Regions from separate parts of the Homo sapiens genome. Here regions 2 and 3 are each linked to region 1. A link is a contact called in ENCODE Hi-C or POLR2A ChIA-PET data. All regions are on one chromosome and are shown on one strand. Each heading gives the region's core, a stretch centred on a gene start or an enhancer-like site at or near the end of the contact. The rest is flanking DNA. Distances are from core to core; before and after follow the strand shown.

What was found. A loop is a pair of places that touch in the nucleus more often than their neighbours do. ChIA-PET counts read pairs that join two places held with the same protein, here RNA polymerase II (POLR2A). Pooled maps may share reads with other maps.
Region 2: a pooled map shows a loop between it and region 1 (7-fold over the local background). The contact joins the promoter of DLGAP1-AS1 here to the promoter of LINC00667 in region 1. A Hi-C loop is called at or near these places in 2 of 37 single-sample maps with no recorded cell type and 10 of 50 pooled maps. POLR2A ChIA-PET finds 5 or more read pairs at or near these places in 2 of 52 experiments (HepG2 and K562).
Region 3: a loop to region 1 is called in a pooled map, with 11 times the contacts of the local background. The contact joins the promoter of MYL12A here to the promoter of LINC00667 in region 1. A Hi-C loop is called at or near these places in 6 of 50 pooled maps. POLR2A ChIA-PET finds 5 or more read pairs at or near these places in 2 of 52 experiments (activated CD4-positive, alpha-beta T cell and naive thymus-derived CD8-positive, alpha-beta T cell).

The regions. Positions count from the first base shown.
Region 1 is chr18:5,236,738-5,239,718 of GRCh38, reverse strand. It overlaps LINC00667 (long intergenic non-protein coding RNA 667), which reads right to left and starts at 1,619. Exons shown (of 3, transcript NR_015389.1): 1 at 670-1,619. LINC00526 (long intergenic non-protein coding RNA 526) reads left to right here and starts at 1,690. Exons shown (of 1, transcript NR_026849.1): 1 at 1,690-2,981. RefSeq lists an enhancer at 1,104-1,283 and a silencer at 1,504-1,673.
Region 2 is chr18:3,592,094-3,595,363 of GRCh38, reverse strand. DLGAP1-AS1 (DLGAP1 antisense RNA 1) reads right to left here and starts at 1,250. Exons shown (of 3, transcript NR_024101.1): 1 at 1,124-1,250; 2 at 880-944. All of the region lies in intron 7 of DLGAP1 (DLG associated protein 1), which reads left to right. RefSeq lists enhancers at 1-78, 1,491-1,610 and a silencer at 199-493.
Region 3 is chr18:3,246,551-3,249,587 of GRCh38, reverse strand. It overlaps MYL12A (myosin light chain 12A), which reads right to left and starts at 1,787. Exons shown (of 4, transcript NM_006471.4): 1 at 1,679-1,787. It also overlaps a transcript of MYOM1 not described here. RefSeq lists enhancers at 649-718, 1,851-2,080 and a silencer at 1,481-1,560.

The DNA.
Region 1 (2,981 bases), core at 370-2,869:
ACTTCAGTGGGACGATATTGATCATCAGAATGACAAACCCATGAACGTTTTAGGAAAGGCAGTTTCAGATTTTTCTCCTTAGAGGGTTTCAAGAAACCCCTTGATTGAGAGGAGGGCACATATCCTCCTCTTACCTTCTTTGTTCCCAAAAGAGACTCAAAGAATTGTGAACCAAACTTTCATAATATAAAGTCTCTAATTACCTGAGAAAACTGCAGCCCAAAAATCTAAAGTGGCTTACCCAAAGTGAGGAAGTTAATACTATTCCTTTTAGTCCAAGAGAATAATGCCAACTGGATACAGCTCAAAGACTGCACCATTCCCATTATTTTTTGCCATTAGTTACGTTTAATTTTAAATATACCATCTTTGGCAGCAAAAATCAAGCTGGGCTTTCCTTCTCCTTTATAAATTGCATATATTTTTAACATATATTAACACTTTAAAACCGTGGGGTGGAAAGTTTAAAATGCCATAAAATAAGAATCATATATGCATTCTTTACACTGTAAAGCATTTTACCAGACATTAGAATCTGCATTCAGAATTCTTTCTCAGAACGTAAGTGTTCTTGAAGACATATATTTTGTCTTACTAATCTGTTTCTTCCAAGCACTACTGTACTAGGCATACGGTAAAGATATACATTCAAGTTTTAAAAGTAAATACTTTTTCCTGGTAGTGGCCAGGGCCTGCGTTCCTCAGACCAAAAGGCGCAAACTGGCATTGCTGTGATTTCAGAAGAGAAGTGAAATGTATAAAACGAAGTAATTCTGGGGAAGGAAAATGTCACAATTTTTCTTCAGTGTTGTCAGGCACACTAACCCGGGAAGCCGTCTCTGGGCCTGAACTATCCAAATTAGTGTCCGAGGAAGTGTGACAAATGCAGGCCCTTCCAAGTTTGACCCTGATTCTCAAAGGTGGCCAAAAGCCGTCTCTAGAAACGGCGGTGGCAGCGGCGTGATTCTGGGAGGTCCATTCAACTTTTAACAGGTCCTGGGCAGTGACCGGGTTGCTGGGCAGTGCAAAGGCATAGAGATTGGCGAGAACAGGCGGCGATCAAGCTTCCCAGCGAGGGTCAAAGTCCAGCAGCTTGGAACTAGTGAGCCGGGCTTGTAGGAGTGAAGCGGCTCGCGCGGGCCCGGCCGGCAGCCGCTCCCCAGACACCGGGGATCCGGCCCGACTGTTTCCTACCCACGACGGCGAAGACCCGCTACAGCGCGTCCACGAAGCCCCAGTACTGAGCCAGGACGGGGCTCTCCCTCTCGATGTAGGCGACTACGAACTGCTCCGCCAGCCGGTGAGGCAGCTAATTAAGAAAGCCACCTTCAGGATGTCTTTCGAGAATCTAGCCTCGAAGAAAGTCATGTAAGAGAACGCCTGCATCAAAAAGTCGGGAGGCCGGGCGGAGTCGCCGTTAAACGTCCAGGGAAAGCCACCAGGTGGGCCGGCGAACGCTCCCGGGCCAGCAGGTAGGCTTTCTCGCACAGCAGCCCCCGCACCCGGTCCGTAAGCTCGTTGTTCTCCCTGCGCCGGGCATGGTTCTAGGTCAGGAGGTCCTACATCATGACAGCCAACGCGTCCATCCTGCGCCTCCCCGCAGGCCTTGCTCCCCGCTCGGTCCCTCCCGGCCGCGGCGCTGCCGGAAGTGCGTGTCGGCGCGGGGGCGGATCCCGGTGGCGGCGAGGGGCGGACTCCGCGGACAAGGCCAGGCCTAGCCTTGAGCTCCGTCGGGCAGGGCCGCCGGGATTGGTGTCCGGCAGAGCGTGAGCCCAGCGGGCTGGAGTCGGCGAGCGGGAGTGAAAGAAGAAAAGCTAGAGAGCGAAGGCAAAGCCCGAGGAGAGAGGGCCGCGGTCGGCGGAGGAATCTGACTGCACGGTTGCGTGCGCTCACTCCCGGAGGGCTCCCTCAGGCGGGCGGCTCCGCTAGTGGCTAAAGGCAAAGCATTCCGGGGCGCGGCGCATGAAGTTGAGCTTCGTCCCTGCTAGCCGCCGCTTTCTCCCCAAAAATACATCCTAGCCTTAATGTTTATGCCTCCATTGCCCCAGTTCTTATCTGTTTTGCTCAATGTCTCATAGCTACAAGAAGGCAATTTCTGACGAAGCCCTCCGTCCCTTCCAAATGGATTATTTTGGCGGGCTTCCACCCGGACAGTATGCCACCCGAATGACTGGACAAGTGCACGGGAGCGGCTGTCATTTGCGGAGTGCGCCTTGCGATCTAGGCGCCTCACAGCGCAAATTATCCAGTAATTTCTCTGAAATCGATGCTGGTTTGTTTTCCCAAGGCAAATCAGCAGCTTATACAGACATTGGGGCCACAAAGCCGGTGGAACAACGGGAGACGGCTTCCTGAGTGTCAGGTCCTCCAAGATGAGCTTAAACTTCGGGTGGTGGGCAGGCTCGGTAGGCGGGAAAGGCCCGTGTCCAGATGAATGCAGTCCATGTTTATATTGATGAAAGACACGTATACCATTTGGTCCAGCTCAACCATTCTTAACAAGTGCTGGCTGTGAGCACTGGTGTGTGTGTGCCTGCGTGCAACCAGCAATGTAAGTGATGACCAGCTGCATGATGCCTTAATTTGAGTGGACAAAGTCGGTCAAGAACCACTTTCAGGCTTCTGGGTCTCCAAGTCTTTGTCTCCCTGTATCCAAACGAGGCATTCCAAGTTTGACAGCATGGAACATTGCATGTCCGAAATACCAACCGTGAAACTGGGTAAAAAGCTTCAGGAGGTGATATTGATGTGTATAGTTTAGGAAATAAAACCCAATACTTACTTCAAAGAACGTAATTTGTGGCTTTTTAGAGAGAAGGATACTTTGACAGTTTTCATTTGTCGTCTACATGTATATGGTACGTTTCATTCTGCCTTTTAATTAATTTGGTATTTTACTATGAAAACTACTTTGTATTAATAAAATAATGTATTTCCAATGTTATAAGTTGTGTTATAACAGTTTCAAAAGCCAAATAAAC
Region 2 (3,270 bases), core at 1-2,500, 1.6 Mb after region 1:
AGAAGTTTTAGACCTCAGCCTCTGGCCCTGGGCCTTCTGAAATGACCTTCCTCCAAACACCATTTAATTTCCGCTAACTTAGTTAATGAATGGAACTTTCTGAAGACAGCAGTTACTTTGATCTGAACCCCTTTCCTAGTTTCCAGTTAACATAGCCAGAGGGAGACAGAAGGGGTGCCCGCCTCTCAATGGGTGCCCTCTCCTCCTGCGTGGCTGGAGCAGCTCCCAGCTGTAGCTATTCCTCTAACGCAGAGAGAGCTGCAGAAAGCAGTTCCCAAAAGGAAGAAGGCAAGTTACAAATACCGCCGTTGGCATTTTCGTGGGTGTTTCCCGCCACATAGAGATAAAAGCTTTGAGGTGGGGCTTTGAGGCACACTCTCTGGGTAGCTGGGCCTGCAGTCTGGAAATCCTAAGTAATCCTTGCAAATAGGCTAACTGGAAGCCAGCAATACAAATGAGCAGTGCTTCTGGCCTGAGAGAAAGGTGTCTGCATTCAAAGTACAACTTCAGATAAAAATGGAAAATGCCAGTCCCACCCTGCAGGAATCCTGTTTCTGGGCTGTTTATCCTCACTGCCATCCACCCTACCCTTGGCTGTGACTAGGATGTGAAGAAAGAGATTGGGTGGAAAAGGCTACCGCAGCTCTTGCTCCGTTTAACTCACCACCTTAAAAAACATGGCCTTGGCTGCTGCTTTAAAACAACAACAACGAAAATCCCCAGCCCCAACCCAGAGGTTTAACCCTGCAGCTAAGGTGAAGTTTTTGTTAAGGTGATAAGGTAAAAAAGGACGCCATTCTGAGCCTTGACTTCCACTCTTCATACTTTTCGGAAGACAAGTCCAGCAAAGACCTCCACCCCTTCCAAAGAGCGACTTACCTCGTAGCTGATCCACAGATTGCAACGTACAGATGTGATGTTCCAGGCTTGGCCACAAGGGGACACTAGAGAGTAGGACTGCCCGCGTCAATGTTTTGTTTTTTACAGACTTTTGGTTGGGAGGGAGGGAGGGAGGGAGGGGGGTGTGGGAGTGGTGGGGGAGATGCTGGCTTTAAAAAAAAGTCCATTTGTTCCCTGAGATTGTGCCACTTGCCCTTTTATAAGTCAAAGGTTGCCACGTTACCTGTTGCCAGGTTCCTGAGAGTGCTTGGGGAAAATGTGGGCGAGAGAGGCACAGCACAGTCCTCCGGCTTGGTAGGTTTCAAGCTCTTTTGACTGGGCTGGCGCTGACATTTGCAGGGGCAGCTGCTGTGGATTGCCTGCGCATTGTTTGGCTGTAGTTCTAACAGAGGAGTGGCTGCGTCTGACATCATTTCCAGGCATCAAGTGCCTGGGGCTTTTTTTTTTTTTTTTCTTTAATGACGAACTCTCTGACCCCTCCCTGCCTGGATTTTTGTACAGTACATGCACTGTGCAAAACAGCCTCCACTCAGGAAGCCCAAGTTTTGTAGCAGCTTGTTGAAACAACTTGGGTGCCTTTTAAAAAAAATAAAGTTGTGACTCTGAAACAAACCTTTCCATTCTTCCTCCTTGCTGAGAACAATGTTGCGTTTGATTAGCAGCGCAGCCAGTGCTTTCTGAAAGATCTGCTCTCCCCAGAAGAGGCGGCTGCTATCAGTTGAATAGATCTCTAGGCCAGACATGCCGAGGCTTGGGGCATTTGTCTGGCGTTAGGAAGTGTCTGGAATACTAGCAACTACCAACTGGCGTGTCTTATGACTACAGGAATTATTACACTACCCTCCATTTCATTCACATCCCCTCTCCTCCCCTTACACACACACACAAGCATATTTTTTTCTACTTTAGAAAAAGTTGAGCGAGTCATCTTGTGGTTTCCGTGGAGGATGTAACTGGGAGAGAAGACTGTGGGATACCTTGTATCTCCCAGAGGGGGGCCGGGAATCATGGTGTATGACCCACCCCAACAGCCTCTGATCTCTGCCTTCTCACCACTGACCGCCACGCTTTGGGTGGCCTTAAATGTGAAGCTGTAAATATTTTGAAATAAGGTAGTGATTTTTCCATGTGCATTTTGTTTTGTGGCATTTCTCTCCTTCTGCAATATTTTAAAAGTTGCAACTGTGCACCCCTTGTTGACCACTCCAAATTCATTCATTCACTGAAACTTAAGAGTTCCTGCAGAGTGAGGATGGCTGTGCACGAAGGAGTCCCTCGTGGAAACCACGGTGCTTTAGTGGACAAGGTGTTTACTAGAGAGTGTTTACTGGCGGGGGGCGGGGGAGATAAACAAAGGTGGTTTGAGTTAATGGTCAGATGGGAGTTGGAGCCCTGAGTACTCTAACTCTGTCACTGAATCTCTAGATGAGTTAGGGATGTCCGTTGCCTGCTCTGAGCCTTAATATTTTCATCAGTTAAATGGGGATAGTGGGATCTTTCACATATGTGAGATCATGTCTATTTTCTTCTTTTTCTTTTCTTTTCTTTCTTTTTTTTCTTTTTCTTTTTCTTTTTCTTTTTCTTTCTTTCTTTTTCTTTTTTTTTTTTTTTTTTTTTTTTGAGGCAGGGTCTTGCTCTGTCACCTAGGCTGGAGTGCAGTGGCACAGTCATGGCTCATTGCGGCCTCCACCTCCCAAGCTCAAGTGATCCTCCCACCTCAGCCTACCGAGTAGCTGAGACTTCAGGCGTGCACCACCATGACCAGCTAGTTGTTGTTGTTTGGGTTTTTTTGAGACGAGGTCTCACTCTGTTGCCCAGGCTGGTCTCCAACACCTGGGCTAAAGCGATCCTTATGCTTCAGCCTCCCAAAGTGCTGGGATTACAGGTGTGAGCCACCACACCCAGCCCCCATGTCTATTAAGTTCTTAGCACAGTGTCCAGTACACAGAGTAAGGATTTGCTCTCTGGTGATTAGGAAGATCTAATGGCATGTCACGGGTCTGGACTGAATCTCATCTCATCATCTTTGTTGTTGCCAGGGTTTGCGCATTTTTGCCGGTGGAGGACTCCAGCCAGACCGCTGATTTGTCTGGCATTTGTTGGAAAGTCCGGCCAGCATAACACATCACCGCAAGGAGCAGGAGCCCTATGATGCACTGTTAAGTGCACAACTATGGGGTCTGCTTGGCTGGAAGCAGCAGCAGCAAACTTGTCTATTAGTTATTTTGTCCTCATCAGTGCCAGCTGCTTTCCCAAGATGGCAGAACATTCATCATTGCTACCAGACAGCCTCGTTGGAGCTCTTTCTCTGGCCTCCTTTTTTGGCTTCTTTCTTCAGCTCTTCAGCATCATTCTCTGTGGGACCCTCCC
Region 3 (3,037 bases), core at 538-3,037, 2.0 Mb after region 1:
TGTCAAGGAGTGTCTGTTGTACGAAACTGGAAAGTAGAGAGACTTACAGAACAGGCTTCTACAAAATATGAGGATTTCAGATGCATGAGAAAGTGGATGAAGGGCAGTTAGGAGACTGAGTTTACAGATCTAAAGGAGCATAACCTTTTTTTTAAGTCAGGCGAGGTGAGCGCTGGTGGCAATGAATCTGGTTTTTATTTTGTGTTTTAGCTCAGAATCATTGTGGGCTGTAACGAGAGATACACAACATGATTAAGGAAAATGTTAGACTAGATTAATAGGTGGGAGAAATAGAAGAGATTCTCAAAGTGGCTTTCCCCACACACCAAAGGACACAAGAAGTTTTCAGAATCTCTAGAAACTATGTTCATTTATAAAATGGGATTAATCCATACCAATATATACATTAGAGTTCTGTGGTTAGAATCCTAGAGTCCAGCATTTATTTACAAAGTGGCAATAAATGTAAAATAACCTAGAAACTTCTTCTACAAAACGAACACTCAAATTGATAATATTCTGAGAAATATCACACATTCTGCAAGAAAAAACCACCATCTTACAAAACACTGCGTACTGTGATAGCACCTAGTATTTGGTGGGCTTTCTAAACCCTGACCAAATATACCGCCTCATTTAATCAATGCACTTAAAAAAAAAAAGCCTAAGTATAACTTATTTTCTGGTGCTAACCACAATTTTTAAAAAGTGTATTTCAAGTTGGTGCTTCCGTTCCAAGTAAACCAAGTTTCATTTCTTATGCAAACTTCCGGTTGAAGGTAGGATTCGTTCTCTTGGACTGCCACACCCAAAAGTTCTCACCACTGGACAAAGACAATTAGCTGTGAGGGCTGACTTGCCAGTAAAGCCTCGCTTTTGAAAATAGAGTGCTTTTCTGATTACCGTTTATTAGAGCCCTTCCAGAACATGAAACAAATACCAATAATTTTAAGAAATATTCGCTTTATTCGCCTTTAAATATGAAACTTTTTGCACTTAAGTTAAAATCTCTGCTAAATCCATAGGTCTCTCAAGAACTGACAGATACATTCATATACCTACTAAACTACTTTAAAAAGAAGACACTTCCATGGCGAATTGAATTAGCCCAAACTTTCCCCCCAAATGGGACAAGGTATTACATTTTGGAGTTTTTCTTCGAGTCACAAACTAAACTCCAGATCTCTCTGTCCAAAATTTCATCGCTTAAAGAAAAAAAGTTCTAATTACAGGAGCGGATACTGAGCTGAAGAACTTCCCAATTTGAGTTGGTTATTCCTACTAAACGCAGCCACACAGCTGCAACAACAGCTGCAGCAGGGGGACAACGGGCTACGTTTTTGCGCAAACCCTCTTGAATCGGGCAAGTTGACGTTAGAAACTAAAATAGTCCCGGAGTCAGCTCTGCAGGGGTCGGGTTTCGCGGGCCCGGCAGTCGCCCAAGCTCAAGGCGCCAGTGAGCGAAGCCACATTTCCAGAGTTCCAAGTTTGGGCACAGGAGCGAAGTTCGGGTCTGGGCCACTCCAAGCCATGGCCTCGGATCCCAGAACCGGGGACCTGGCTGGCACACCTGCCCAGGTGCGCTACCGGCGCCAGGAGCCCCGCCGCCCTCCAGCTGCCCCCGCGGAGACGGGTCCCCGGGATGGGTCTCACGCGCCCGAACGCGAGCGCCACTCACCCGGCACAGCTACGAGAATCCGAGCACCTCTCCGAGCCCCTCGCTGCCGCTATCACACCACCCTGCTACCCAGAGAGCCGCTAAAAACCACCGCTTCCGGCCTCTGCTTAGCAAGCCGGAAGGAAGCCCGGTCACCTTTCTTGGCCCGCAGAGTGGGTCTGACTTCACGGAGGGGCGACAGAGAGGGAAGTCGCCAGTGTGGTCAGCGGGCGTGGTATTGACCAAGTGCATGAGAAGGAAGTGTAAAGTGGGCGACCTAGAATATAGAGCAATATATAATGGTCCTCTGGGTCCTGTTACTGAGTTTCCTTCTTTTTTGTACCTGTTGTTGCAGTGTTAAGTCTTCCTCCCCCCTATCCTTTCCGCAGATGGTTGCGTCCGTCCTGTGGCTTTGCCTGGCCGCACATTCCAGGGCACGGCGAAGGGCGGGGCCCGTCGGCCCAAGTCCTTGTAGGGAAATCGAGGAGAGGGCTGCGGGCCCACGTGACTGACCCTCGCCCCGCCCCGAAGCCGGGCTCCAGCTTGTGGGCGGTAGTGCGCCTGCGCTTGACGCCCCGCGCGGGGTCTGGGTCTCCGCCTGAGGGCCCCGGAGCAGTGCGCGTATCCCGGGAGCGGATCTTGATGCTAGCTCTGTGTGCAGTGTAATTTTATTAAGAGTCCCGCCCCCTCCATACGGGAGGAAACGTGTGTCCCTGGGGCCCTCAGCCAAGCCTCCACTATCTTTTTGGCCCAGACGGATTTCCCAGGTCACAAGTGGCTGGAGACTTCCTCTTGAAAAACATTTGCCGTCGTTTTTCCCTGGCAGAGCCCCTTTGACCCTGGCTAACAAGGACAGCCTGACTTGGATCCCACTATGCAGGAAGGAAGGCGACTCTTCCCCGCACCTCTTGCTACGATTAGGACTTGCGACTTGGTGAAAACAGGAATCAAAACTTGGGCCTATTTCTCCTGAGGTCTGCTTGCCTAGAACAATTCGTAACGATGAATCTTATTAAAAAGAGAAAGTCCTCCCCGACTTTATCTTTTTCCGCCCAGAATCCGATAAGGAAGACTTGTTCTGGCCCCCTCAGCTCTCTGACCTCACCTACCAGAGGAGAGAGTGGGATCCTCTAACACTCGAGCCGTCATCCCAGCACTAGGGGACAGTGACCAGTGTGGCTCCCGTGGCCAGAACCCTTCTGAAGTTTGGGTTGCCCTGTGGTCTTCGCCTTCAAAGCAGGCCGCCACTTGAATCCTTCTGGAACGGACAGTGTTGCTGTAAACGCCGCGGAATAGTATCTTCTAAGTATTCGTAGCTTCTTTCTTGAGGGATCTCGGGAACGTTCCGTGTATTAACCACTAACGTATTCCAAAGTTAAC